Regions from separate parts of the Mus musculus genome. Here regions 1 and 3 are each linked to region 2. Evidence: chromatin loops called from intact Hi-C (ENCODE). Cell type or tissue: left cerebral cortex. All regions are shown on one strand. Each heading gives the region's core, and the rest is flanking DNA. Links, peaks and the distances in the headings are about the cores only. Region 1 holds the start of Gm29856 (a long non-coding RNA gene). Region 2 overlaps Sdccag8 (serologically defined colon cancer antigen 8). Region 3 overlaps Sdccag8 (serologically defined colon cancer antigen 8).

Region 1 (10,277 bases), core at 3,564-8,563, 520 kb before region 2:
TTGGGCTAGACTCAAGTTGGAAGGCTGTCAAATAAAACACAAAATAGAAAAATAAATCCGAAGTGAAATTTATGACATGATTTTTAACTCCCATTACATTCCACTTAACAAATGCATATGTTTTACAATATCTTTAATAATAATTATTAAACATAGTAAAATACTTCCAAACTTGGCTCATTGCATAATTGTACTTCGAGTGAAAAAAAAAATTATCTGAGGCCTTGTCAATGTGCCACTTCCTCCTCCCCCAGCTTTTAACAGAAGCAGCCTCCAGTGGGATAATCCAAGCTGTGTTCAAGGAGTTGGCAAGTAGGTCCAATTAAATGTGGTTTTACTGTATTCTGGCGTTTGCATATCTAGTTTGCCAAGAAGTAATCTTTCACAAAAAAAAAAAAAAGGAAAGAAAGAAAGAAAAGAAAAGAAAAGAAAAGAAAAGAAAAAAAGAAAAGAGAAGAAAGACAGAAAGATGGGGGGGGGGGGGGACTCTGTACTGGCCCAGAATCAGACTGGATGGTATCACATAACTTTACCCCATGGCTAAGATAATCTCTTCTTTTCTTAAGTAGCTATGGAACACGTATAATCTATCCATCATATTCCGGTGTGAACCATAAACACCAACCTGTGTGGAGCATCTTACATTTATACATGAAAAGACTGGAATTCATCTCAATAGGTCTGTTTATTTTAATTATTAAACTCCAAGGGGTTAGCGCTCAACCACCTGAGCTTGGTGTATTTATTCAGGTGTACTCCAGTCGGATTATTTGAATGAGGCTGTAAATGATCCTATTGACTATTAAATACCCACTTGTCGAAGCGGGAGTTGTGCACATTCACAAACCTGGGGACCTGGACCTGGGAGGGCTACTTCTCTGCTTTGTAGCTGAAATGCTGGGCAGCTCCTTCGCTGGTGTCTTACTCGGCCTGGGGCCTTCATGGAGGAGCTGACTAGAGCAGAGCAGTCCTTTCCAGCTAACCCAGGCTCTCCATGAACGGCCAGCCGTATCCAAAGTCCAGATGGAAAGCTGTCAACAAAGAGACTCCTTCCGCTCTGCCTACTGCATGATTCATCCCTGGCAAGAAGACAGGCCCGGAGATGGCCCCACCACCTTGACTCCCATAGGTGAGCCAGGCAGAGAGCACAGGTGCCCACTCGGCAGGTCAGCGGGAAGGGATCGGGTCCGAAAAAAAGGCTGCAAACCCCACAACCTGGCCTTTGCTACTAATCATGAGCTCATTAAAAACACATGCAGAAATGGTTAAACAAAACCCTCTAAAATCTTTTACAAAATCGCCAGTCTATTAGGGAGACAGAGCCCGCAGCAATCTCTCCCTCCAATGTGTGCAACCGAGCAGCTAATGTCCTTTGGACTCTTGTCTATGGCATCAAGCAGAGGGAAGGTTGTGTCTTTTTTTTTTTCCCCCGGGGGAGGGGTGCTTGTTTGGTTTTGGTTGTTTTTGTTGTTGTTTTGTTTTTTTTTGTTGTTGTTTTTAAAAAAAACCAAATGATTCAATATAGCAACAAAGAACTGTTTTTACCAAACATGTATTGTTATGCTCATTGCCTTTTACAAAAACTGATGAAAACGGTGAGATCAAAAAGGAAGATTGGATCATAATAACAAGAAGGAAAAGAAAAGAGAAGAGAGATGACTGTGGCCCAACTGCTTTTGTGAAGTGGCATGGTATCAAAGAGGGAGGTGGACAGGCTGATTAGGGACTCTGAAGCCATCCAGTGCTTGGCCCTGACACACACACACACACACACACACACACACACACACACACACGTAATGTTGGATCATATATTAGTATTTAAAAGTGTCTGACTAAGCAGAATGCATGGCCGTATTCTGCTGGTTTTCGGGCAGACGCACTGTCCTCCAGTGAATGGACTTACACCCATTTGCATGGCACCATGATATGGCTATGACAACACACAGGGCGCATCGGTGACACAAGGCCTGACACCAAGATTATCTAAGCTCTGACCTGGCATGAGCCACCTTCTCCTGGCTACATGGGACCTGGGCACTTGTCTGTTGACATTCTGTATGACATTTGCCATAGTAGTGTTTATACTTAACGATACTCCAGAGAACATCAGTCACAGGTTTGTTTGGGTTTTTTTTTTTTAATTTTTTATTTCTTCAGCATTAGTGGAGGGGTTGGGGCACTTGACATAGCAGCTTTTCTTTGATGTCAATGAGGTCTTCCTTTTATTTACCCCCCAAAAAAGAAGTGATATGGGTGTGGTACCCTAGATCAATCAGAACAGGCACAGAGAAAGCTGTCAGAAGGGGACAGCAGTGTGACCCCAGTGAGGAAACTTGCACATGTGTTTTTGCACCATGAGCCCACCTGAGAGTGTGTAAGCTTTTCACAATTACGACCCTTTAATTTTCACACAGCATGGAGAAATTGCTTTCTATGAGGGCATGCTGAAAACAAAATAAAGTTGAAACTATTAGTATTTGCTGAGTTTAATGTTTTTAAAAGAAAAATCCACATTGAATAAAAATAAAATAAAAATTGTAAAAAAAAAAAAAATCCACATTGCTGGAGAGGCTTTGTGATAGGAAAACCTTTCACCTTGGTGTAAAACAGATTTTTTTTTGTTTTATAGTAGTACTGTCCCCTAAAATATTCATAGCATCTTTCCTCTGAGAGCTTAGTAGTCTGTACATACGTTCACGGCTGCACTGTGTCAAGGAAGAAGTTACAGGGTATAGTCTTCCTGCTCTTAGAAATGAAGAAACGAATGTGGCAGAGTGGGAGCCCACATTTGTGGCATGGACATGTCTCCCTGAGTTTCCTTTGAGGGTTCTTTCCAGTAGCTGACAGTGAGAGGAGGTGAGAAATATTCTAAGAAAATGGGGCCAGTAAGGGGAAACCCAGAGACTCCCTCCCACTTGGGCAGCAGAGGAGTTTTGAGGTTCCTGGAGGCTGACACCTCAGCACCCCGCCACACTTCTCTGCCTCCCCGGTCCAGCAGCACTGACAACTGTCTGCTCCCTGCCTGTCCCTGCCTGGACTGAGCACTGCCTCGTTGTGGCTGAACAAATAACACGCTTTATGGAAACCCAAGCAGTCCCTTCCTAGCTGGGAGTGTGAGAAGAGAGAGTGAGTGGGGAGGATGCTGCAGTTCTTGAGGTGAAGGAGATGAGGCCAGCAGGGCTCAGAGGGCAACAGAGAGTGCCCTGCTGTACAGAGCTGAGGACTGGGTCAGACTGGAAGGAAAACCCACAATAGCGGCGGCGGCAGCAGCACTCCAATTTAGATTCCAACAGTAACTGTTTGTAGCAGACAATGGGTATGGTAACCCGTGACAAATATTACAGTGAGAATTTGACTTCAGAGGTATAACCAGGATGGAGATTGCAGACTTGGTCTTGATCAAAGATGACCCTAAAGCGAGGGATTTGACCATTGTCAAATTTGGAATCTAAAAGGAGAAGCTAGGGCCATCCATCTTTCAAATGCTACCTACCCAAGGTCTTGGGGAGGTGTGAGATGTTTGCAAAGAGCTTGAACCCTCTTCTCCCCAACACCTTGCTCTCAGCTGTTTCTCACTGACCCAGAGTGAAAGACTTGGAAGTCACCTCTGTGCCAGGGAGCTTCCAGTGCATATGATTCTAGGTTACACCTACCTTGGAGAACACTCACAGCAGCAACCTGTGGGAAGAGGCTATCAGACAGACGCCGCAGGTCTTGACAACGCAGAGAATTTCTGAGCCATTCTAGCTAGACCTCAGATTTTTCATAATGTGAACAAAAGAATTAATTTATTATTTTAAAGACTATCAGCCCAGAATCCAACTATTCAGATCTGAGATACAGTTTTATTTTTTGTTTTGGTTTCTTTCTTCCTTCCTTCTTTCCTTCCTTCCTTCCTTCCTTCCATTCTTTCTTTCTTTCTTTCTTTCTTTCTTTCTTTCTTTCTTTCTTTTTTTCTTTCTTCCTTTCTCTCTCTCTCTCTCTCTCTCTCTCTCTCTCTCTCTCTCTCTCTCTCTCTCTCTCCTGCTTATAAGGCTTAACTATTATTTTTGGAGAGATTAAAAAATATACATACTAGTAAATAAAAACAACATGAAGATTGAGAGCCTCATTCTTCGAGGGTGTTATTTGACTGACTATTAAACAGCAACACATCAATCATCTAAAACCCTTCCATACTGGTCAAGCCTACAGACCGCCTGTCATATTCTCACTAAAGTATTATTTTTACTGCAAGATAAGCACCTTTACATAGCATGCCGAGTAAATGATGACAAGCCTCCCCTCCCTCCCCCTCTGCACAGAAGTGGTTCTAGCATCGCTTTGAGGCATCCCTCAAGTAAAATAACATATAAATAGAACGTGAGAAACCACCACATTTTTCTAGACTTCACACTTACTATGAAAAGCAAAAGTTCTTTGTGCCCCAACATCTACTCTAATTTCTTTGCCTTTCGCTGAAGGTTTTCATCCAGTTTGATGTCATTTATTGTAAGGAGCCCAGAAATGTCTCAGTTCTTTACCTACAGGCTCAGCCCCCCACCTCACCCGCCCAGGTCTGGGTATATGAACACATAGATAGCTGATACTCAGGGCAGTAAATAGGCCAATCTAAATTGGAGTTTTCAAATTTATTTCTCTCCCCACCCCACCCCCCACACCCCCAAATGGTAGAAAGACATGGAGATAGCTTGGCTAGAAAACTCAGTTGTGCCATGGTGTCAAAAATCACTCAACACACAACCTTTACCCTCTTGTGGTGAATAAATGGACATGGAGAAGGCTAGAAAGCAGAGTGAGAGGTGAGAATTTCAGTTTGTGCCCCAGCAATAATCAGACCCAAGGAAACACCCAGCAGACTCAGAGAAACCGAGATCATTCACTTGCAAGATCTTGAGGATTTGGTAGAGATCTTAAATCTACATAAGAGATCTTAAATCTACATAAGAGTCGCCTGTCCTATGACAGTGTGCAGGCTGTAAACCTGTGTCATTTCTCCCTCCTGCCTCATCATGGGGCACCTTCTTCCTCATAGCCAGGTAGCTACAGAAATAACTTTATAAATCTAATTTTCTTGAAATATGATTTTTCTTTTGCTCCAATTTATTCTAACTGAGGGCGATTTTAAGTGATGGAGAACTGTTAAGTTAGAAAATGGGATTTTTTTTTCCCCCACTAAGTACACATAGATGTCACTACCTTCTCTGGTAGTTCCAGCTCACCGAACATAGCTATTTCTCTTCAGTATTTTAATTATGGTACTACTGTGCTTTCTGCGAAATTGTCCACAGCGACCTGCTTAGGAGGCATTGCTGTCTAGTAAACATGCAAATGATGTTTCAGTATTACCAAGCCAAGGCTAGCGTTTCAAAGAACAGGTAGGTGTGTATTTTCAATCTCCAAAAAAAAAAAAAAACCTTTAAGAGATTTGAAAGAAAATGTTAAATACTTTTACTTTGATCAAAGCTCATCTCAGATAATACCATACGCAAAATGTTAGAGTCATTAACAATCCTCCCGGAGGTAAGGTGACCTGCATTAAGTATGTTTTTTTTTTTAAATAAAATGTACATATTTCTTTTTATAGGTTTGAGTAAATCTATTCATATATGATTGATACATTTCTTCTAAATTCTGTCACATACCAAAAGTTTTATTCTGGTATGGCACATGAATAAAATCCTGCTAGTCTTTCCGCTTTGGTGACATCTACACATCTTCTAGATTAGAACAGGTCTAATGTATTTGCACATGCTTACCAATATTAAAACATTCATTCATGCTCCAGTTTAAATGGACTACAAGTGCACCTTTGACAAACTTGAATATTTGGGACAACTACGTTTAAAAATTCCTATAGAGTCACGATAGGCATGCATACTGACACGTAACAAAAGCCACATGATTTAATGATTAACTGCTAAGATCACAAGAGGCTGTGTGCGGGCAGTTTCAGTGACCGGAGTCAGTCTGTGTGTCCCCGGAGCGCTGAAAGCTGTCCTGCACACACTCAGTGGAGCTGTTCCTAAGTGTGCTACCGTTTAAACCCAAATGGGCTTTTGTTTTGTTTTTCCTCTCATTCCCCAAAGAGATGCAGCTTCCTATAGCCTAATGGCAAATCCATTCCCAAAGCTTAGGAAAAGGACATACTTTATTGGGGGGAATAAGTGACCACAAATTCAAGACAGCCTTTGGTTTTAAAGGATATTGTTAAAGCTACCCTTTCAACTAAGGAAGCAGCATCCCACAGAAAGCTCGAAACTGATGAGGTTAGTAAGTATCAGAATAGAATTAGAAAAGGTAACTGGATACTTCATCCCTCCCCCCCCCTCCTAGACACCCCCCAAAAATCCTGATCTTTCTTCCAAAGGCTTAAATATACCAGAGGGAGGTAAAACTGTCCCGTCTGGATTGGTGGGTGAATTGCAATGTCTCTGCATAAGCAGAGGCATGATAAGGTATTTGGATTTTTAAAGAAAAAAGAAAAAAAAAGACTGTTCAAACTACTGGTGCTCGCTGGTCCATTTCTACACAGACACCCGGTCTCTTCATAGCATTTCACATGTGGGGTTCAGTTTCTTCCATAAGAAATCACGATAGTTGGTGAGGACTCTTAAAGGCATTGGTTTGCAAAAAATACTAAAAGCTTAATTTCTGAATGATCTATCAGGATGGATTTCTGAAAGCTCTCAATGGCACCCTAAGATGTAGCTGACCCCTCTGCTGCTATTCCCTAAAAGAGGAGTGAAGCTGAGCAGAGTGGAGAGGGCTGGAGTCTGTCGGAGCCAAGTTGACTTGAAGTCAGATAAGTGACTGCATGTCTAGACCAAAGAATCACGGATATTTTGCCAGGATTCCGCAGGCGAAAGGTAAAAATAAATAAATAAATCGAAATATTCTAACATAAGGGACAAAATCCTGTCAGTGTAATAAAGTTGGACTCTGGCCAAAATTAAATTCCTAAAAGCCATTTATTTGCATTTAAAACCTCAAGCCACTGCTTTATTTTTAAGATGACATTATCTCCAGTATTTTAGAGGTAGAGGACTTTAATCAAAGTGACACAGCTTTTCTGTCCTGAACTTCAGAATTCACACTTACTTCATCCACTCTATCAGCAGTTTCAAACATTGCAATAAATAAATATAATAAAAATTTAGGTCGGTATCTACAGTTAAAATTTTCCTACCCAGAGTTATATGCGATTTCGTTAGGCTAGAACTCAAAGATTTTTAAACGTTATAGGAATGAAAACATATAGGCAAACGGTGCAGGAAATTTTGAGATTAAAAAAAATTGTATCTGATTTTTAAAAATGGGGTTTCTCAAGTTTTTTTTTAATGCATTTTATGTGTATTTTGATCTGTAAAACTAGGAAATCCAAGGTTAAAGAAAATACTGTTATTTCTCTTATAGTAGTTTAATAAAAAAATTACTTGGGGAAACAAGCATTTTTTAAAAATACTTAATGTGAGTAAATATATCATTTTAAATAGTGTTCATCTTTTTCTAACCTTCCAAAAACCTGTTTTTAGAGGCCCACGTGAAGTCCGTTAAGGGTAAACTCTACTTGGTTCACCTATTAATCTGATAGCATAATTAACTAGGAAGGAAATCCCCAACCGGCCTCCTTAGTGTCTTCTACTCCTTGACTATTCCCCAGGGTACAGCTAGCACACAATGCTGGGCCCACAGCAATCTAGGGCCTAATTGATTATCTGAAAGAAACAGATGTTTTCAAAAGTAAGTGAAACCATATTTTTAGCATGTATTTAGGAATCAGCCAGATGTCAAAGGAGGGCCTGATTTTACAGGTTTCCAACCGGACTGCATGACAACTTTCTTTCTTCAGTGCAGTGGAGAACAATGGATTCTTGTGCATCACATGCCAAATGTGACCCTTTGTGTAATAACACTCTATGCCTGTTGTGCGGTATTGTAATACGTTATTTCTAAATCATAGTCAGAATGCTGTTGAGTCTATCCTGTGAAGCCTGCTAGGGTAGTGCTCACTTAAAATGAAGACAATCATGAGACTGAATGATACATAAGCCCTCAGTCTCTTCAGAAAGCTTTAACTCACAGGAAAATGGGAAGAGTCTCTCACTAGCTAGCTGCTCAGGGAATAGCTATGTAGAGACCAAATGAAAATTGCCCCTTCATGTGCAATGTTCAGTTGTTTAAAGCCAATTTTGAGGTGTGTTAGTTGTATTATTTCCTCCATTAAAAGCAGAATGTATCATTCCAAGCTGGAAATTTTTATTGTACTCTATGATAAAAATCTTGTGTGTTTCTAGCCAAAGCCATCGAAGAGCTTCTAAATGGCATGTTTTATACTCTGGACACCTCCCCTCCCACACACACACACACCAAAAAGTTAATCTTACTGTGGGCTTTTTGGTGTAATTATCTTTGACAGTAGTAATGGAAAATTATTATTTCCATATTTGTCTGTAGGATTAGGATTTATGGATAGTTGAAGATTTTAGTATTTATACAACCTCAGGACCTGGGCCCCACTGCTATCTAGGGCCAGTGTGCCGAAGTCCTTGTATATCCATGTGTTCTGTGAATTCCAAGAGTCAGTCAGCCCTTACCAGACACAAACCCAACAAGACAGGCAAAAAATTGAGGAGGGGGCAATGACAAAGGGGAAGGACAGCTCTAATGGTGCATTACTTAAATGTTTTAAAATTTGAACTCAAACACTAAGATCTTTTGAGTGCTGGTAAGAAGAACAGACATACACAGCTCATCTTGAACAACTGAATGCCTGCTAATTCAATTGCCTAGACTTCCACTCATTAGCCAAGCAGTCTTCCAAATTAAGACATCCGGTCTCCTTCAATTTTCCACTTAAAGCCAGAACATGGGAGAATGGATTTGACCAATCAACTTAGGATAAAATCTCGCATGAAAAGTGACTTGTATTGTGTATGGGTTAGTAGTTGTATTATGAAAACCTACCTTTGCCACTTCAAGTTCTTTGCATTTATAATTTCTAGGGAATTATCTCAACAGTCTTGATCTACACTAGAGATGGGTTATATTTTTCAATGTGCATTTAGTGTCTCCTTAAATAGTGAGAATGTGCACATTTCCATTTGGGTGACCCTAAAGCAGTCTAATACTTCATAAGCTGAATAAAACTTGACATTAAAATGAAGACGTCATGCACTATACTAACTCCAAATCTGTTGTGCGACTATAATACAAAAAGCACACAAGGAATTCTCAGTTCATATAATTTATTGCAGTTAGCACACAGTTTAAAAATTCACCAACACACCAATAGTACAAAACTAAACAGCATTATAAGTTATTCCCCCTCAGGAAATAAAACATACTATGATTGTCAAAGCTAGATGTCAGTCTAAGATTTAGAACAAAGGAAGAATGTGAAACTAAGTAAAAGAAAGAGCAATCACTCACAATGACCATTAAAAAAGAAAATCCAAAAAAGTCCGTTCTTCCACAGACATTGATTGTCTCCTCTAGATTAATAAAGATTATTTTAACATAAACTGTATTAAAAAAAAAAAAACTAGAAACTCTTCAAGTAACTAAAGATAATGCTCCAAGGCCATTTTCACAGCTTTGTTTGTTTGTTTGTTTGTTTGCTTTAAATGCCATTACAGCCAAATTAACATACATTTGACCAAATATTTCCAAAACAGTCCAGCAACACACAATGGAGTTTTCCATTCAGTATCTTAAGCACAAAAATAGGCTATGTTTACAGTAGTTAAGGCGATCAAATTTTAAACAAAAGCAATTAAAAAAGAAAAAGGGAAAAACAACCACTGTTTCCCATGCTACTCCCATAGACCTTATTTGTAAGTGCAAGACAGGAAAACAAACAGTGTGCAAAACGCTTCTGCCCCGCGCTGGCCATCAGAACCACACATCGGGCTGCAGCCTCTGCTGCCGATACACAGTCTACTAACCCCCCTCCCCATGTCAATCAAGGCGGTTCAGTCCTTTCAGCCTGGGGCTTTTTCAGTCCATAGAATCTTTTCATGAGTTAGGGGGTAGGGGGAAGGAAAGGAAATAGGGGAGAAAAAGAAAGGGGAAGCAAAAAGGAGGGAGAGAGAGAATGACCTATGACCTATTGTCAATTTGTGCAGTAGTTATTCTAAAAACACTCGGCTGGGTACGTGTGTACACCTAAACTCTGAGCTGGCATGGGTTCTGTGCAATTACAAGTGTGGTATGAATGCACACTGCACATGCAATTCTTTAAGCCGTTTGTAAACATTTATATGTTCCTTGTA
Region 2 (10,277 bases), core at 1,977-6,976:
TGAAACCAGCCGTCCATTTTTGTTGTCATCTTTCATATTGTTTCCCAATAGCTCCTCCTCCACTGGCATCCTCTTACTGGTCACATAATACAGGAAACTTTTCAAACAGTGTGGGAGACAAAGGCTCACGTGAGCAGCACGCACAGTATGAGCAAAGACTATTAATGAGGATGGAAGAAAGTTTAATTTTAAATTGTCCAAGAAAACAAGAAAGCCCTCTCTTCTTGCCCCTCTATATTTTATCCCTATTTCAAGCTGTACCTCAGTGTGCAGGAGTCTGCCTGTAAGCAGGCCACTGAGGGCCACGGGAGCCAGGGCCAGTGTGCAGGAGTCTGCCTGTAAGCAGGCTACTGAAGGCCACGGGAGCCAGGGCCACCCCAGCAGCGCAAGCTGACTCGGGTGTTTGTGGCTGACAAATGTGTATTTTCAAGCACTCTCCTCGCTGAAATAACGTGCTGGACTTCACAAAATGAACAGAGACTCCGAACAAGAGAAAACAACCACAGAGTCTATCCTAACATTGCAGATTCCTGGGATATTACAGATGTCACCCAACACTGCATGCATTTGCTTCCCATATGTGAACAAAACTGAAGCATCATAAGATGAATTTGAATGGAATGTTAACCTTCACTTTATTTATTTATTTTTTCTTTTCTTAGCTGACGACACAATTTTAGCATTATCACAACGGAGCTTCTGGCTGGAAAAAAATAAATTAATGGATGGATTTAAAAAAGCTTGGAGACTTAAAAAAAAAAAAAACACAACAACTTTCAAATATCTATACTTGATGGTGCAAAGAGCCAAGATGAATATATTTCAATTGCAACTTCCAAACTAAACTCACAAATTACTACCATTATGCTAAGTGTTAGCTACCCCACTGTGCAGTTTTGCTTTGTGAATTTTTACCTTCCTCTATGAACACTTTTAGCCACGGATCGCACAGCCTTTCAATGTTTTCTGCCTTTTCCTTTAAATAAACTGGCTGTGGCTCCTTCCATCTGGCTCCCCTTCCGTCAGCAACCCTGCACCTGTTCACACCTCCTCTCCTGTTGGATTCCACTGAACATTTCCTCCTCTGCCAGGGCTATTCTGGCACTGGCAACCTTTCTGTCATTCAATCCATCTGTCAGAAGTGAACTTTGTTTACCGCAAGCTTCTGCTTCCTTCTTCAAGAAGCGAAGCCCCTCAAGGTCATTGTCAAGTGAACTGTCGGCAGGGACTGAAGTCCTCTCCTGCCAGCCAGCAGAAGAGGAAGTTCTGTTGTGTAATTCACTTGTGAAAATTACTTTTGGGTTCGGGAAGACAATAATTTGGAGTTAAAGTAGTAAAGACAGGGTGTTTTAATGATCGTTTGTAAAAGCAGACAGCTGATATGTATTTTCTTCATGTGTGTCTGCACTTCTCATTATATTGAGTAGGAACTATATGCATCAGAAGCAAAATAAAAGTTTTAAAGTGAAATCAAAATATCACAAACAAGCTTACACTATGTAAAAACTGCTCCATAGTGTGCAGCATTAACTCGAGGGGTAAATATTTTCACTAATGAATTAGCCAAGGGAGAAAGTATTCCAATTAAGAAATTTTACACTAAAAGGCTTAAAATGTGCAAACATGTACCATTTCGATATTAAGCTAAGGATTAACACACAGCTCCATCACTGCTTTGAAAAACTTATAACCCAGAATATACACATCAAACCACGCACATTTTAAATCTAACATTTAAAAGTAAGGTTCTGCTTAAATAATAACAAAATAGAGGCTGCCAAGTGAACATACAATCCACCTAAGGAGGTGTGAGCTGCCTGACAGATCAGCTCTGTGAACAGCAGCAAGCACAGAAACGAAGGGGACCGGACACTCGGTCGGATGATTGTTATCCTCAGCGACTGGATACTCGGTCTCACAAGACGAACAGAACCCTCTCAGGTTTAACTGCTATTAGTAGCTTCAGATACTATTATTGTCCAGAAAAGAAAAAAAAAAAGCAGTGACTCTCTTCAAATTTATGAATTCAAATTTAAAAGGGGAAGCTTTTTGTTTTTAGGTGTGTAACCAAAGCCTTGTCAGAAAGCGCACCTAAACATGACACGATGGCATTCAGTCAGGCGGCTACAGGGGATTGCGCAGGGTCACCTAGAGATTTAATCAGGTCTCAGATGCTGATGCTAACCAGCATTTTGCAAAGTTTTTATAAATTCCTTAAAAATTAAAGAATTAAATTTTTTCTTTTGAAAATTGAAAGCAGGTTTTAGTTTTTAACCAGTCAAGAAAACAGAGGGAATTTAAAATTGAAACCTCAGGGTTTTGATTGGTTAAATATGCACAATTTATAAAACAGATTTTTCTCAAAGCAGTTTTCCGGACATGTGAAGGAAAATCATTGTGTTGCTAAATACAAAGCCAAACAAAATTTGCAGCTTAAAATTTAACTGAAGGGATATTTTTAGCATCAATTCCCAATATATTACTAGCCCTAAGTATATTATTTAAATCCTTCTTATGTAATATGCAATAATATTTAATATGTGGATTTTGTACTGAAACTATGAGCTCAAAGGGGAGTACTCTTTTCTTCTCTCTCTGAAATAGAATTTCTACATAGTTTCTGCTATATGTGGAGAAAATTTCAAAACTGCTGTGCCCAGCAAGCTTAATACCTTTCTGCATATTCTTTCTCTTTAGGGAGAGCTGTGTATGATGGGCGTTTGGTCACCTGCGTCCCTGCTGTGGAACGGTACTGTGTTGGGACTGTGTTGGTAAGTGGACCCCTTGGTGGTGGAAGTGCTACATGAGAGAAGCAAACATTAGCAGAATGCTGGTCTAATAGAGGCTGCTTGCACTAGGTGAAGGGACCTTGCCCCTCAGAACACTGATTCGGAAAGACATGTAACCTTCTTTTGGACATTGAAAGGTAAGAACAGAGACAAGAGGGAAAGATCGCTGAGCACCACGGTAGCGTCACCCCAGGCACACACAGGGGCTTGGATGCGTGCTCCCATACACAGCTCCCTTCTGTAAAAGCATACGGCAAAGACGAGGGAGCAGTGTCAGGGCTCCTCTTGCAGAAGGACTCACTCAGGAACTCAGAGAATATTTGCCTGCCTAATATGCAATGTTTATTATATCTTTGAAATAGAAGGAGTAGGAAGGAGAAAGTTTCATTTGATAACAACACCTTAGACATAAATTCTACAGGGAAAAAAAAAGGCAGCACACTTATGTTGCCAGGTTGCAGTAGAGAAGAGGGAAGCCGTTTCTAAGGGCATTACTAGGTGAAGACGGAGCTGATGTCGTTCACATCTTTAATGCCAGTTTTCCTAAAACAGCATATGGGTGTAGGATGCAAGGTAAAACATTCAGCTCCTTAATAAAGAACTGATGTTAGCTTCTCTTCATTCTGAATGTGCCTGCCTAGCTGCTCTGCTTTTCTAAGAACTACACAGGCTGGAGACACTATCATTTTCCCCGCTTTATTGATCTCTGACTGCCAATGTTATTTTGACAACAGAGGATATTCATTTTTCACCCTTTTTTCTCAGTTACCTTTAGGCAAAACCTGCTTTGAGACATGAAAATATTGCAGTACTGTAGGACAAAGACCTGGGAGGTTTTCATAGACTTGATGAGAGAGAAGACGGGTTTGCAAGATTCTGTTTAAGAGTTAGAAGAGACTAAATGACAACTTTAAATCTGCCACAATCATTTACTAATGTGCCGCTATATCAAATAAGTCTGATTTTTTGACAGCACCAAATTAGATTTATTGCAGAAACTGCTGCATAAATAGCATATGGCTATGTTATACCACCTATTTCAAATCCTGGTAATGTTTCCCCCTCCCCCCTCCAAAATGAATAATTTGAGCCAAGCTATAAACCTTCTGGAAAAATAAAAAGGAGAAAGGAAGATACAAGTTTGAAAACAGACGTAGGAGACCTGAATCTTGTTGTCAAAGGCATAGCATTTGAATAAATGTGCTGACCTATCTGGAATTATGGCTCTTCAATGCACAATTAAATTTAACAGGTTGGCTTCTCATTTTTGCACAGTAATTTGATTTTTGTTTTAAGGTTTGGGCTCTAAATTATGCTTAGATTTTGTTGTTTAGTCCACAATTACATGGAGCAAAAAGGACGAGCAAGTGGCTGTAAGTCAACCATAGCTTGAATTAGGTTATTAAGAATTATTAAGGAGAAACATACATATCACCTGGTTGCTTTTAGTTTTCATTTGTGAGAAATCATACCAGGAAGTCTTTTCTAATTTTATGTATAGTCCTGATGCTGCAAACTGTGGATAAAATATAGAGCGATCACTTGGCGTGCTACAGTGGAGAAGAGAACGGCAGAGCCACACATGCTGCAAAAATCAAAGTTCCACAGAAGCTGACATTGAAAACTCATGCAACGAATTCAGAGATGGGCAGTACCTCCATTCCCAGTCTCTCTCCAACACCCAACCCCACCCCCAAGTTTGAGACACTCCAACTCAATTCTCCCTTTTGAACAAAAGTTTCAGTGCGTCCATCGATGGGAAAGGCATTGCAAGGTCTTCCCGCAGACCAATGGGCACACCGCTGCACACACCGTGGCACTGAGCTACCCCGCAGGCTCCCTCTCTGTGGTCAGTCTTCCCAGCTGCCCTATCTGTTACTGTCTGATTAGTTCTGCTAAGGAGCCCCTCCCCTGCCAGCTTTCAGTGCCATCTGTTCCACACAAGATGGCTGCTGCCCAGCAACCTAACACTGCCCTCCTACCTGGCACCCGGCTACCATCCTTACCCCAAAGTGCTAACACAGGTTCTCGCTGCTGGCAGAGTCAGGGTTTCATTACTACTACTTTGACAAGTGCAGGGTTGTTTGTAATTTCTCTTTTATCCTGATTTTGATTGTACAACCACCTCCCACTGATTCAGTTTGCTTCAGTTTTGTTGCTCACAGATTTCACTCTCCACATTAATCTCCCTCTGGCATGTTACTGCATCTGTTCCCTTTTTTATTATTAATTTTCAAATTCCCACCATTTTTGACAAAAAGGAGGTAATCTACACTCTGTTTCTGCCCATTTCATTTTCTTTAATTTGGAAGATAAGTATGAAAGCATGCCAAAGAAGTTAATTCTCCGTTAACAGTTTGTTTTCTGGCATCCCTAAGCCTTTGTATATGAAAGACAGATAGGATAAATGTTGACAAAATCACAGCAACAGAGTCGGACCATTCCTGACTCTAATGGAAAGCAAGCACATAAAGCAACATCTAAGATGTTTTTAGTGCTAGGAGTCGTCTCCAGCACCGTGACTCCCTCTACTTTTACAGATAATTTTTTTGTGAAAGTCAGCCTGGGTGCAGGATCAAAATTTGGGTTCCTCTATAGTTCTGACATGGGCTTTCTTTTTGTTGTAGATGGATTTCATTGTTCCTTAATAGGATTATCATCCTTTCTCGGCTGAAACATTGCTGACCAATTCAACCACTAAGGATTCTGAATAGATGTCTTCTTTCAGGGAGAGAAAGAACCCAAGTGCCAGCAGTGCTCACAGGAGAACTTAAGGAGCCCTGGGCTGCAACGCTGCTGCCATTAGCAAAGGACAATATCAGGAAGGAAAGGATGGCTTTCCCTCTAAAGACAAAGACTAAAGTTAGAAAAGAGGGAGTACTCTCTGTAGCCTTAATTTGTCAACGCTATAACCTTGCCAACAAGGGCTACCTAGAGTAATGGATCATGCCCTCAACTAGCCTCAAGTTTTCTAGACTGAACATTGTGACGGCTGATTACCATCATCATCATCTTTTTATATGAATTCGTTTTAAAGCATTGAAGTCTCTGAACAAGCAGAAGCATAGAAGCACAGCCCCTCTCTCTAATTTACAGAACTTTGTGTTAACATGATTTTACATATCCATGCATCCTCATCAAGACTCAGATATGATTTCTAGAAAATGAAGGGCAGTTGACAGAACAAGGATGTGTCTAAATCAAGGAGAGCCAGCCTGCTGAAGCAAACTGAGTCAGCTTCCAGAAGGCAGGCAAGGGCAACCTGCTTACCCACTAGGGACATGGTACTTTGTTTTTAGATGTCATGTCCAAGTAGAAGTGCAGTCATATAAAATTCCCCTTCTACCTCTGGGTCCATTCTTTGGGTAAATCTTTTAGTCAGAAACAGGCTCCGGTAAAGACAACAATGTTTTCAAGGCTGACTTTTTAAGAGTACCTTTTCTGCAGAAGGAATCCCCCCTCGACCTCAAAACCCAAGCAACCCATTTTTCTTTCCTGGTAAACTCCAGGACATGAGAAAGAGACTCAGTTCTCTCCGAGGTGATGGAAGCATGCTGGAGGCCACACGGAGCCACTGTGGAACAGACTTCACTTAGCTAGCCGTCTGCCTTACAGGCTGCTTCCCGAATGTTGCTTTAACCTATTAGTACTTGCTCCGGCCTGAAACTGACTGCATTCCACCCCCAACCCCAATTGCGGGCTTATATGGTGTAACTGTGAGCAGTGTGTTCCCCATGAGGCTGACTTCAGTCTGTGTCAGGTCACAGAGGAGAATGAAGCATTTCCCAGTCTCTTAAACCATCTTAAGAGTCTTAATAAACTTCATGTCTTGGATTTATCAATCAATGACTCACTGTGTAATAAGCACGTGGTTATTAAATAAAAAAGGAGTGCTATCTAACAACTGACCTACTAAACAAAGCCATGGAGGAGGGAGGAGGTGGGTGAGAAGAAATTAAACACCATTAAGCCAATGACTTGTTCCCTTCCCTCCATGGATCTTACAGTAGTATGGGAGGACAGAACTTTCTTTTAGAAACGCTGACTTGGGAACATTATTTTACCACATGCTGCTACCTTTCCCCTTCTATTTTCATTGAACTTGATGCTCCTTGTTGTTGAGTCAGGCAAGTGGTGTGGGCAATACGCTCTTGGTTTCCTCTGGGCTTCTTCAGAAGATGAGTTGGCTGCCTCAGCCGCCATGCTCCAGGCTGTGGGCCTGTGTGGCAGGGGAGAGGAGAGCACCCCCAGCGTCGATGTTCATTGCACACACATTTGGGCGGTGCAGAACTGAGAGCAGCGAGCCAGGGAACATTGAGCAGAACCTGCAGACACACATTTGCTGGCAGCCTCTCGCTCAAGTCTCTCTGCCCAGGGCCACTCTGAGACCAGGGTGTCTCGCCTGTCAGACAGGTGGAGAGACCACGCATAGGCAGTGTGGGGTCCACCAGAGCAAAATGGAATGCCTCTGTTTTCCTGGCTCCTTGACAGCCTACTTTCCCTGATACTGGGTGGGGGAGGAAAAGAGGATGCAATTTATAACAGCACCAAGGCCATCTATTTTGAGCCTTGAAGATGTTGGTTGCACATATATTCATTTAAAATTATTTTTGACACGTTCTCTGCTTAATTTATTCATGAAAGGAGTACAAGAGGGGGAAATGAGCTTAACTTTTAAATGGAAACTTTAGGCTAAAAATTCTTGAATAAAACGCAAGAGGAAAAAAACTGAAGTTAACCATGCAACATAAAGAAATACATTGATGCTAAGTGTCTTCTTCAAATGAGCCCAGTGGGGCTCAGGGCTGGGACCTAAACAAACTGATAAATGCTATTCTTTTTCCTTTTTTCCCCTTAATAGAAAAGAGCAGAGGTAAATTTATGTTAAACACCTGATGCCACGCTTGGTGTGGGGGGACTGGAAATAAAGAGAGAGCTTGGTTCTGGCCACCAAGCTTAGATTTTACAACCCTAAAAAACCCTTAAATACCTAGCTCTAAACTATGGGTTTTTAAATTTTTTTTATACATGTGTGTGTGTGTGTGTGTGTGTGTGTGTGTGTGTGACTGTGGCATCTACTGGCCAACTTCAAACCCTCCATTTCTTTCCCTTCCTCATTGTAATTCCAAGCTTCCCCTTCTAAGACTCATCTTCTTCATCTATTAAGGGATGTTCTCAATCTAGCTCTATGTTAGCACTGAGACAGAGAGCATCTCAAACTTCTTGTACTCAACCAGATTTCTTTGAGCTCCTGCTCATTTGTAAATCACTAGTTTTGTAAAAATGCAATACACTAAATATATATGCTCATTAATTGAACTGCTTATCAATTGTTTAAAAATGATACCCACTCCAGTTTTAAAAGCTTACTCATTACCTGTTGTGGCCATTTAAATGTACATAGGTGCTATGGGTATGTGTAGCTCAGTGGTCACTGTGTTCATAGCATGCATAAGGCCAGGCTGGAATTCAATCCCTAATGCAAAATAAGAAAAGAAGGGCGGAGGAAGTAGAAATGAAATGTGTCTATACATAGCTATATTGGTTTCTATACTGACACAGTGTTTATGTTTCTCACGTCATAGACTAGCAGCAAGCAGACACTGCTATACGGAACCAGACAGTGTGCGGCACATGCTCACTGCACTCTTGACTTCTTGCTACTTGCAGTCAGAGCTCATTTTCTAAAGTAAACAACCAAGCAACCTCAAGGAAGTGGCCACGCCTCTTTCCATTTATATTGGCAATGGGCAATATCAGGCTCAGATGAACATGAACAGAGAACCTCTCTTTGCTCCCTCTTCCCACTCCAAACTACTCAGGCAAAGAAAAAAATTTGTGATCATATTTTAAAACTGACAGGGACAACGGAGCAGACACCCACTTGCTCTTTTTTTACCCAGGGTCCTTCACACCTTGCCCCCTAGTGATATAACTTCCTCTTGGCAAAGTGTGACTTTCCCCTGGCCTGCAGAACACCATATCCCAAAGGCATGCATGTGCATCTAGACACAATTCGCTTCTAAGGGAGTAATCATGGAAATGGAGATTTTTAAAGTGAAGTTTGGGAAGTCATACTTTTGAAATTTGAAATCAAAGGCATCTCCTTTGTCTTCAGTTTCAGAATGAAGGATTTGATCTGTGAGAGAGAAAAGTCCGAGCAAATGAGCTCTGCCATGGATGGTTCGCTCTGGCGCCACAGTGGTGCTGGTGCCAGTCACCAGTCCTAGAACGAGGAGAGCCAGCCGCACTTGCACAGTTTCTTCCTCTGAGGATTTCTAAGGACTCAGCAAGTCTTGACCCCTGCTGGTAGATTGAGCAGTCAAACTAATTCAAGAAAGCATTTGTAGCAGTTATTATCTGGACGCTGAACATCAGTCACTTCAGCTTCTAGAATGCTCTAGAAAGAAATTCTTAATCACCTTTTGTTCCAGTAAACCTGTCCATGACAGCAGGATAGCCTTGTGACTTCTCTGCTGTAGCATTTTTCAATTTTAAAATGATTTAAAAGCTCAACCTGCTATCAATTTAGGTCAGAGATCAGATCTTCCCATATGGGCCATAAAAGTAGGTCAGAGCAAAATGATCATTTATTAGTCTCTCACTTAGACTGTTGCTCTGAGAATCCTTTGAAAAATTACTTATGCAAAAGGGGACATAAGGACTTTCATGACAGACACACCGATAAAATCAGGAGCCTGCAGGTCTTATGATGGGCACATCTCCCATTAGTACTTAGGGCAATTCAGGTCCAAGGCTTCCTACAGGAACTTCCCTCCAAGTCGGATGTGAGGAAAGGAAACAGAACTTAAAAGAGGGTATGTTAATAAGTATGATAGTTATGTAGAAGAGCACCTACCACTGTGAGTAGCTAGTAAGTCACACAAACATTCAAAAATGTTTGTTTTAGAGTTTTGTTTCAAATTACCATGACACACACACACACACACACACACACACACACACAAAATCATATGGAAGGATTCAAATCTTGTAGTTCAAAAGATGTTTGGATTTATTAAAATTAAATATGTACAGGGATTTCGACTTTTCTCCTTCCTCTTGGTAAAAATCAAGTCTAAGAGGATGATAGTTTCATTATGAACAATTTAAATGGCCAATAAAGGGCTATTAGAAATGGCCCTAAGACTCAACTGTTGTAATGGATATTCATATTGGTATATGAAGGATCAGTGAACACTTATTTCTTTTTCTTTTAAATATTTATTTATTTATTTATTTATTTATTTATTTATTTATTTATTTATTATATGTAAGTACACTGTAGCTGTCTTCAGATACTCCAGAATATGGAGTCAGATTTCATTACGGATGGTTGTGAGCCATCATGTGGTTTCTGGGATTTGAACTCAGGGCCATCAGAAGAGCAGTTGGTGCTCTTAACCGCTGAGCCATCTCACCAGCCCTAAACACTTATTTCTATTACAAATTAGCATTACTGTTTTTCTCAGTTGTCTTTTTGGGAAC
Region 3 (10,277 bases), core at 2,734-7,733, 70 kb before region 2:
AGTAAAATGTCTTTTGTTCAGAAGTATTCTTCAACCACAGCCGCTTTGCTGTGGAGATTCTGACAGGATCTTCCTCCGTCTTCTCAGAAGCATATCACCAGGATGCTTAGACCACACTTACCCTGGGAGAGGAGTCTACTGATAAAATTAAGGACATTTTCCGAACAGCATATAGAGCTTAAAACTGTAACTATTTGAACTGTAAAATATGCTCAGGTCTCCTTGCTCCCAGTGAGGCTCTGGTATTGAGGAAGCACTCACTGCAGGACTGCAATTGTGAGCGTCTTGCATTTGTTATACAACTCAGTCCTCTGCATGCTGTGGAAGAGGACAACACTTGCAAGCTCAGAGGACTGAAGGAGTAGTGCTGAGAGAGCGGAAGAGAGGAAAGTGTCCACAGCTACATAGGAGGAGCTACATAGGCTCCTCCTCTCTCCCTGTCTTTCCCTCCCATATTCCTGGGAAATCTCTGCAGACCTGCAAGCCCATGCTCCCAGGACAGGGCTGGGCCTCTCCTGTCTTGATGCCTCTGACTAGGCTCTCTTCCAAAACATCTCTGGGAATTTCAAGTGTAAAAGGGACAGCAATCACCATGGCAATGAAGAGTCCCCCTTCCATATCAGATTCTTTTATTTCAGCCCCTGGCTCCAAGTGAATGGTCTGAGGTGCCTTGGCACTTAATATTCTGTCTGAGCAACCTGTCCAAGTGGCCTCAGTCACACTGTGACTCGCTGGACTCCTGCCCTCCCCAGTGCTCATCCCTCTGCCCCTCCCCCACACCTTGTTGGGCACTCCTTCTTTATTCCAACCTTCTGTCCCCACTGCCCATATGCGCTTAGGTATCCTGTAACACTCCACACCTCCTCCTTCTATTCTTCAGATACTCTCCACAGCCAAAGTTCTCAACAGTGCCTGCAGTCCCAGCAGTTGCAGCCAAGATGGAGACAGCAGGATCAAGAGTTCAAGGCAAGTGTCAGCCACACAAGAGAGACACCAACCTGGGCTATATAAAACTCTGTTTCAAAATAACCACACCTAAAATCCCTGAACCTCCTTCTGTGGTAGAGTCTCCATACTAGCTAGACCCAAAGGATCCGTGGTCCTTCTCGATCCACTCACATCATGTCTGTTTGATGGAAATTATTGCTCCAGCTCTGTGGCCATATTCCCTTGCCTAGTAACAGGGTCTTTCACTGTCTGGCCCCTGCGTAGTCCCCTCTCCTCACACAGTGGGTATCTCAGCCTTTCCAAAGGAAAAGTACTGCATACAAATTAAGCACTCTCAGTCATCACTGGGATTTGAAAATCTTACAACAGGTGAATAAACAGGAGACGTGGAAGCAGGGGTGACTATTCAGAATCCATTCATACTGGCTAGTCTACTTCAGGCTGGGTTCCTCTCAGTTCAAGTCCTCCGAAGTAACACTTCCAACCTTATTTCCAAGCACAGCCATCGGACCTGGCGCATGGGCATCCATACCCTGGAAAAGCCAGGAGGAGAAGACTATGAACAGTGTGTGCAACCAGCCTGCATTACCGCAGACTATGAACTGCATATGGGACTCAGCTTGCAGAGAGTGCAGGCCTGCTGAAAGCCATGCACACGCACACTGTTCACCTGTGCTCAGAAACCTAAGCTGCTCAGGGTGGGGCACAGAGCCCATCAAGCACAAATCGAGCAGTACCTGTTGGGGGTGGGGGGAGAAGCCTCAGCCGAGGAGACAGCCATTCCCTTCCCAGCTCCCCATCTTCCCTAAGCACAGCGGCACCGGGTTTGCTACACTCCCATCCCCCCACATCACCAGCTACACAATCCTAACACTGCACTGAGTACAAGTTTTGAAAATCCAATTACCCTAATCACTGTTCGAGGTAATTAATTCTGGCGACTGAACCATGCTAATTTAAAGTTGTATACTTTGTTCCAATACTTAAAAATTGCCACTGCATTTTACATAATTCCCTCTCATTAATGTGGTCAGACAGATTACATGATGAAGAACTCATGCACAGGGTTTTATGTTGTCAGTGGCTGCTTTGCAATGTAAACGTCCTTGGCCAAAACCCACTGTCTTAGTCAGGGTTTCTATTCCTGCACAAACATCAGGACCAAGAAGCAAGTTGGGGAGGAAAGGGTTTATTCAGCTTACACTTTCACACTGCTGTTCATCACCAAGGAAGTCAGGACTGGAACTCAAGTAGGTCAGGAAGCAGGAGCTGATGCAGAAGCAATGGAGGGATGTTCCTTACTGGCTTGCTTCCCCTGGCTTGCTCAGCCTGCTCTCTTATAGAACCAAGACTACCAGCCCAGAGATGGTCCCACCCACAAGGGGTCTTTCCCCTTGATCACTAATTGAGAAAATGCCTTACAGCTGGATCTCCTGGAGGCATTTCCCCAACTGAAGCTCCTTTCTCTGTGATAACTCCAGCCGTGTCAAGGTGACACAAAACTAGCCAGTACACCCACCCTGGTTCAAAAATGATTTAAATGATTCTGGGGAGAGTTACACCTTCCCAGAACTGTTGCCCCTTTCCTTTTCAGAGAAGTTCTCTATTGGTCTGCTGCCCACAGAGACAGAACAGGGTTCTTGAGGGCAGTGATGGTGGTAAATGCCATGCTGGAGCTGAGAGGTTCCTGAGAAGTCATATTTCAGCCCATTATGATGAAAGTTCTGCCAGACAGTGTAAGGTGACTGCCCCAGTGAGACAGCCTGTGGAGGCATTTAGGACAGGGACCTATGGTGTTGGACTCAAAGTCCATCTGTCCTTCCTTCCTTCCTCCATCCATCCATCCATCCATCCATCCATGTATCATCTATCTATCTATCTATCTATCTATCTATCTATCTATCTATCATCTATCTATCTTCTGAGGTGCTCGGATAGAACTCTAGCTTTAGACTAAGCATGTGTTCTACCACAGAACTATAGCCCCAACCCAGACCTCAGGGGTGTGGCTCAGTGGCAAAAGGCTGTCTATCAACTAAAAGCTCTGAGTTACATCCCAGCAGTAAGACAGACAGAAACGAAGGAGGATGAGAGGAATGGGGGAGTCAGTCAATTTGTCTGTCTTCTGTAGAACACTAAGCCTAAGAATTTAGACAAGAGCCTTGAAACAGTGACCCTCTGCAGCATTCTAGAAAACACTGGCTACACAGGTTCTGAGGGCTGCTGGAGTGAGGAAAGAAGAGAAACTTCCTTCTTTGCCCTTCTGCTAGCTCAGGGAGGATAACAGATTTGGTACTGTTTTTAATTCTTTCTCAATTTTCAATCTATTGCATGCTGGTGGTTTTGTGCAGTACAATATGCGCACAGCTGCATTTTAAAATGTCTGTGGTTTTCTGGCTACCCTATGTCAGTTCTTGCCTTGTGGCAGACCAGTAGCAAATCATTTCAGGCCAGTCCCAGTAGCAATCACTGAGACCAAAGAATAGTGCTGGCAGTGGGGGTGGGAGGTGGAAGGAAGCTGCAAACACGATACTGCTCTCAGGATGCTTGCTAAGGTGGCTTCACTGAGCCTTCCTCGGTCACCTGCTAAGCAGCACACCACCAGGGGAGGTATTCAGGCATCCTGAATGTGCCCTGCCACTCCACAAGTCCCCTAAGCGTCCAACAGTGCCACTGAACTCCACCACGGAGTTCCTGCCTAAAACAGTGCTTCCACCAGAGACTTTAGAGCATCGAGGGATGGGCGCACATCCCTCCTTTGTCACTTTCTCAGACGGTTAGAGCTACCTGCCAGGCTGAGCCCCAGTACCTTTAGGGATCTGGTCATGGACGGATGATTGCAGTACAAGGACAAGTGGCAGGCCAAGCATTTCAGATTCTCCATTAGGGATGCTGCTGGGTAGCAAAGTACTTTGTGGCATAATCATGGACCCAGGTTCCATTTCAGTGTCTCAAAAAACAAAGTTGTTTTCTTTGAACCTTAAAGAACCCAGAAACTCACTTGCTTAAAGCCTGAGTTATGCCAACTAGTTCTTCCTAAAGTAAGAGCAGGGTCCTGGTTAAGCATGGCTCTTGAAGACAATAGGGCTGGGAAAAGATGCGGCTGTAAAAGCAGTCTGCAGTGCTGAGCCCAGGGCTCAGGGCCATCTGGAGCTGAGGCAGGAAAAACCCTCCTCCCTCATATCACCTGTCAGTGTCTGCACTCTGTGACACACAGCGTCTAAAGAGTTGTAAGAACACCACCAAGGAATTCCACATCCCTCTATCCCAGTTCTGTGGGGAAGACCTGCTCTACCTGGTTCCTCTCTCCCTCTCACCTCTCCACAGTTGTTCTTTCTCCTTAAAAAGTTACTTTGCAGCCAGGTGGTGGTGACATACACATTTCATCCCAGCACTTGGGAGGCAGAGGCAGAGGCAGAGGCAGAGGCAGAGGCAGAGGCAGAGGCAGAGGCAGAGGCAGAGGCAGAGGCAGAGGCAGAGGCAGAGGCAGAGGCAGAGGCAGAGGCAGAGGCAGAGGCAGAGGCAGAGGCAGAGGCAGAGGCAGAGGCAGAGGCAGAGGCAGAGGAGGCAGAGGCAGATCTCTGAATTCAAGACCAGTCAGGTCTACAGAGTTCCAGGACAACCAGGGCTACACAGAGAACCCGTGTCTTGAAAACACAGAGCAAAACAATCACCCACCCACCTTACTTTAATGTACATATGGGGGTTTTTGCTGGTGGATATGATGTGGTTCCTCCAGAGGCCAGGAGAGGGAGTTAATCCCTTGAACTGGAGTTAGACAGGTAGCTGTGAGCTACCATGTGGATGCTGTGGATCAAACCAGGACCCTCTGGGGGATCAGCCGGTGCTCTCACTGTAGAGCCACCTTCTCCAGGCCCTTTGCTTTTGTTCTCTCTTTAACCTTCTGTTCTTTAGTATATTGGCTGTGTAGCCCAGGCTGGTACTGAACTGGACTCAAGTGAGCTTCCTTCCTCAGTGTCCCATGTCACCCCTCCTGTCCTCTGCTCTACCATCCAGGATTCTTTTTTGAGCACACAGTGAATGGCACGCCCCACTGTCCTTTCCTCTTTGATGTTGCAGTGTTTCCTAAAGAGAAGTGAACCCTTACAGAACTGCTTACTGGCAACTACCTTACTCTATTATTGCTATAGATCACAAGTCTACCTAGAGTAACCACCAGTTTCCTTGCTGACCTAAAGCTATCATCTCTGCCTGCTACAGAAGAGAACCTCTGCACTGTCAGGCTGCCTTTCCAGTCTGGAGCACTTGGTGCTCAGTTTCACTTTGGTGAAGCTCTCCCAAGTTAAGCCAACACTAGTCTTAAAGGAAGGTATGCAGCTATCATGTGTGGGCTCTGCTTAGCCGCTGCCCCAGGGCTTGGAGGCACAGTGCCCTGTTTGAGGAAGATTCTCTTCTAATAAAGTCCTGCTGCTCTAGGGACCTCAGCCCTCATGGAGGGTGTCAAGTGAGGGCCTCCGCCATTTCCTTCCAACTGGACCATCCTTAGGGTGGCCAAATTGGTCACAGAGGTGTGATGGAGGAAGAGTGAGCCCACGGCAGCTAAGTAACCAGATTCAGTCACTACGGTGTACCTACTGGCACACATCTTAATTAGGTTTTAATGCTAGTAATTTGATAACAACTCCTGGCTATGGGCTAGAGAACCTGTCAGTGCTGAAAGCTTTTTATTTAGTTTCTCTTCCCTCTAACACTGAGGCAGCCTCCCCGCTGACCCTTGTCAAAGAACCCCATCTGCTGGTTGCCACGGTAACTGAAGGAGACCAATTGAGCTGAACAGAGCGACTCAGAAATAAAATCTGCAGCCAGAGGAATTCTGCTAAGAGTAATAAATCATTTAGTAAAGGGGGTCCTCCACATGGTGATGAGTGTTGGGATAATATGATGGCATAACTCTTCCAGCTAGAAGGTCCATGACAGATCAGAGTGATTAGACCGGCTGGAGGGCTCATTTGGTTTCTAGTGGGCTCAGGCATCGCAACAGACAGATCCGGCCCAGTTACATGCCACTGTGGGTGGGGGTGAGGGGTAAACTTAACACTTGGACCACAGAATGTTCTTATTTTAAGGAGTGGAAGGCAGCCAGCTGAGGCTCCACACACCTTACTCATTTTTCTTTAAGAACGTGTAAGTTAACCAACTTCCCAAGTGTCTCACCTCAGGTTATCCTCCGCAGCAGCATGTTCCCGCCTGAAGCACCTAAGAGGGCAGGCAATGTACCCTTAGAGGGCAGGGCTTTTTCTTGTTTTCTTTGCTTTGCTTTGCTTTTCTTTCCTTTTTTTTTTTTTTTTTTTTTTTTTTTTTTTTGGTTTTTTTGAGACAGGGTTTCTCTGTGTAGCCCTGGCTGTCCTGGAACTCACTCTGTAGACCAGGCTGGCCTCGAACTCAGAAATCCGCCTACCACCAAGTGTGACCGTGATGGTCTCAGAGGGGCCTAGGGGCTTTGCGCTCTAATTTTGTAAGGCTCCCCTGCACTGAATGATGGGCAGAAGATAAAGGGCCTTGTACCCAGTCCTAGGAGACAGAGGCCAAAGGAGCTGCATTTTCAAAACAAAAGTTCTGGGTTGTGCTAATCGCTAAGCATGTCCCCCTACCTGCCATTTCCTTGTTTGGTGTGGGCAGAGACACAAGGGTCCTGACAGCAGATCAGGACAGGAAGGCAACACCGCTGTACAGGCCGTGCACGGCGCCTTCTCACCCGGCCGGCCACTCCTCACTGGCTGCCCGGCACCATTTTGAGAGGTAATGGTCAGGGACTATGCGTACTCCCTGACCCCGAGAATACACTAACTCACCCTTGGAGATCATTTTCAGCCAAACCAAAGGTAGACTTTGATTTCTCCCTCTGGATGCTGCCAACAAACTGCTTCTGTCTTAGTTTTCAGAGAAGAGGAGCAGCTGTGCACTTAGATCCTGCACCGCCTGCTCTGAACCCAGGCCGCACCCCGCCCAGACAACAGCGACAGCCTCCAGTGCGGCTGGCCACCCCGTGCTGGGCAATTGTCCTCCTGCAGGTGCAGCCAGCCACAGGGCTCCGCATGGGCCACGGGGGCGCGCCCGCCTGTTCCGCCTCTGGATACCGGTGGCTTGGCCAGCACCCCCTGCCCACCATGAGAGGGCCGGCACCTGCAGGGGCCGGCTGGGTGCCTAGCATCTGGCTAGGGAGGCTCCACAGGGGCTCCCGGGGCCTCTGGACTTTGGCAGAAGGAGGGGATTAAAGCGAGCTGGCAGTTGAGGGAGGAGATGGGTGAAAGCTTCATTAACTCCATGCTCGCGGCCCAATTTCATTCTCCTGAGAAGCAATGTGAAAAACAGGTTGATTTCCCGGCGATGCAAGAGGTGCTGTGGGTTTGTATTTGCTGTCTTTAATTCTAATTCCTTATTGGTAAACAAATAAGTGAATCATTGTTTGTTGATGATCATGGACGACCCAATTTTTAATTAAAGAGAAAAAAATCTTGGCTAATAGAGAGGCCAAAGAAATATTACCGCTCGTTTTAATTTCTATGAAGTAATTAAGCTTCTCTTGTGACTTAATTGAAACTGGCAAGACTTAAGAACTCACTCAAAGAGGTGACAATCAAAAGGTGCTGGATGACCCCCCCCCCCAGCGGGTTTTCCGATCAACCCTCAAATGTGCCCTGGAAAACTGTACCCGTGAGTCCTTGAAAATATTTCCAGTGGGCATGCTTTATGCCCAGGCCTTCATTCTTGATTTTTGCCCCTCTACAAAGTTACACTTTAGAGTTTCACTTGTAAGCCCTACTTAGAAATTCCCCTCCAAATGCTTTGTCTGCTCGATCTCCTGAGCTGCCCTCATATTTCAGTTTCCAGACACTCTTGAACTTTGCAGACAGCGCCAGTTTGAGCCTGCACAGAACAATCAGCCAGCGTATCAGTTCCCCTCAGAGACAGTGAGATTTCTCTAGCACAATCTGCCCAACCTGAACTCCTTCCTTCAGAAACATTTTGCGTTTAGAAAGAAACTCGCAGCTGAGCCTCCTAAGAAGCGACATGTAACAGACAGTGCGTGTGGTGCGGGGCGGGCAGCTCGGAATGAAAAGAGAATTTTGTACTTGGTTTCTTCAGCGCCATGCTCATAATGTACACGTGGCCGAAACTGACATCAGACAGGGAAAGTAAGACGCTGGGGGGAGGGGCATGTGAGGGCGGTGGAAAGACAGAAAATATGTTGATAAAAACAGGAACTTCTGTTAATCTACATTTTCCAGTCACTGTCTTAATTAAGAATGTTAGGAAATATGTTACAGTTTAATTGCATTGTTTCAAGAAACTCAGAGGCTGACAAATTCCAGGCTGTGTACACTTGGAAAGAAAATGGGATCCGATTGACAGTTTCTTCTAATTGGCGAATAACAATCAGAATTAGGCTTTTCACAGATACAGGCCCCCAATGAATCCCAAATTCACAAGACAGAGTAAGAATATCCTAACCTTCAATGTGTTAGCAAAAAATGGGCTTGGGGAGGAAAAAAAAGAGAGAAGCTGGCGTGCTCAAGTGTGTAAGAGCACAATTTACAACACAAACACCAATAGTTATTTAAGATGTCCTTGTTAAGAATCTCCACAGGATTTCTAGATGACCCCATTTAACAAGAACAAAGCCAGAAACCATGCCAGTCTGCAGACACATGCCATCTCTAACCGCCTTTCTGCTACTCCAACCTAGTTACACAGGACCTGGCTTCCACCTTCTTTCTGCAGGAGGCTGTGTGTTGCTACAACAGACAAAGAAGAACGCACTGTGGCTGTTCCATGTTCTGAGGGAAGCTGTGCTAGACACACACCTCACATGGCTCTGGTTTTTCATGTTTTTATTATTTTAATGTGCATGTGTACATATGAGTATGATATGTGTGTGCACCTGTGTCTGTGTGTGTGTCTGTCTGTCTGCATGCATGCATGCATGCATGCGTGTGTAATATATGTGAAAATTCAGAAAACAACTTTATGGAGTTGGTTCTCTCCTTCTACCTTGATGGGTATCGAACTCAGAGCACCAGGCTTGCACGGTGAATAGCTTTATGTGCTGATCCAAGTGGTCAGCTCACTATGTCAATTCTACCCTTTCCTTGGTTCTGTGTGTGGGGAGGGCGTCCAGCTGGGGTCAGACATGATAGGCAAGGCATCAATATTCGGTATGCTCTGTTCCCACAGGGCTCAGAAAGGCCAGGAGCTGACTCACCAGTCACTCTCAGAGCTCTCAAAGGTTAATGAAGATTTGCTGAATGCTTCTCTCAGGTCAACCCACTGCTTCCTTGGTTGTTCTCAGCCATTCGACCTTCTATAAGCCAACTTTTGTCACATCTGAGCCTCAGAGTTAGCTATGAACTAACTTTTCCAGCCACTGGCGATTTTACTGCATGTACAAAGTCCTCTTCTCAGCAACAGAGCACAATGCTTGCCTTGCGATGGCCATGTACTGCCAGTACCCTAGGTCTCAGCGCTCAGTTTATGCTTATTCTGAACTATAAAATAGCATCTGAGCTCTCAGATGAGCCAGGGAATGGCAGGTATGGCCTAACAGTGCAGTGACTTCACTGGTAGAGACTGGAAGACCTACAACAGTGGGAGGGTATGCTCTCATGTGCTCACTATGGCCTCCACAGATTTGTCTATCTCCTGGGATCAGGATGGACACACAGGCCCCTGGGAGTTAGACAGCCTTCCTGCAAAAGGCATTTGTCAAGGCCCTGAGAACTGTAGGACTGAGCCTGGAGCCCTGCGGAGGACAGAGGAACAGCACACGGGAGCAGGGCTGCAACATGACTAATTAATTACCAAATTGGGGGCAGAGAGGAGAGTTCACAGGGGCCTAGAGCCCAGAGAACCCAGCCTTGTAATTAATAGTTGAAAAGTTCTAGTCAATTCTCAGAGTTCGAAGAACATTAAAAGAATACTTGATGCTGCGGGCAGGGAGGAAAGCAGCCGCCGCCCCAGGGCCAATTGCCTCTCCAGCAGCGGCAAGGCTGCTCCCCTGCTCTCAGGACCATTTGTTCCATTACACAATCTCCTGAAGCCATTTAGAGAGAGCTCAAACAACTGCCTGTACCAACGCGACACATGGCTCCCCATTCCGACTCTTTGCTAATCCAGACGCTCCAACCATCTTTCTTTAAGATGCCATATGGTTGGCAGAAGCCTGTAGATCTTCTAGCAGCACATCTGTTTCTGCCTTTCTCCTTCCCTCCATCCCCCAACAAAAGAGGGCTAGGAAGGCAGCCTGAGAGGAGGCTCACTGTGCCCCTGCCTGGCTGGAGGCTCCTCTTACTCACTCTGACACAACAAGG

What was found. Hi-C counts contacts between places; a loop is a spot of excess contacts. Peaks named below come from ENCODE experiments on the same cell type or tissue, not always from the same donor. Only the 100,000 strongest peaks of a DNase experiment are listed, where the experiment ranks them.
Region 1: it touches region 2 in a loop (5-fold over the local background); 6 of 42 quality-filtered maps call a loop at or near these places.
Region 3: a loop joins it to region 2, with 2.3 times the contacts of the local background. A loop is called at or near these places in 9 of 42 quality-filtered maps.

What each region holds. Positions count from the first base shown.
Region 1 is chr1:177,449,722-177,459,998 of GRCm38, reverse strand. Gm29856 (a long non-coding RNA gene) reads right to left here and starts at 3,881. Exons shown (of 2, transcript XR_373736.4): 1 at 848-3,881; 2 at 1-24. It overlaps Zbtb18 (zinc finger and BTB domain containing 18), which reads right to left. Exons shown (of 2, transcript NM_001355099.1): 2 at 9,235-10,277. In left cerebral cortex, for the core only: no CTCF peak of the experiment used is centred there; DNase peaks (open chromatin) are centred at 5,937, 6,786, 7,907, 8,031 and 3 more places; H3K27ac peaks cover 4,653 bases.
Region 2 is chr1:176,924,349-176,934,625 of GRCm38, reverse strand. All of the region lies in intron 13 of Sdccag8 (serologically defined colon cancer antigen 8), which reads right to left. It overlaps Gm15423 (a long non-coding RNA gene), which reads left to right. Exons shown (of 5, transcript XR_003948788.1): 3 at 2,698-2,771. Among named protein-coding and RNA genes, the nearest start is that of Gm15423, 12 kb to the left of the region's middle. In left cerebral cortex, for the core only: no CTCF peak of the experiment used is centred there; DNase peaks (open chromatin) are centred at 2,896, 3,329 and 4,697; H3K4me3 peaks cover 1,005 bases; H3K27ac peaks cover 5,000 bases.
Region 3 is chr1:176,994,702-177,004,978 of GRCm38, reverse strand. The region is part of intron 16 of Sdccag8 (serologically defined colon cancer antigen 8); the gene reads right to left. Among named protein-coding and RNA genes, the nearest start is that of Gm15423, 59 kb to the right of the region's middle. In left cerebral cortex, for the core only: CTCF peaks have their summits at 4,704 (motif pointing right) and 5,705; a DNase peak (open chromatin) is centred at 5,739; H3K27ac peaks cover 143 bases.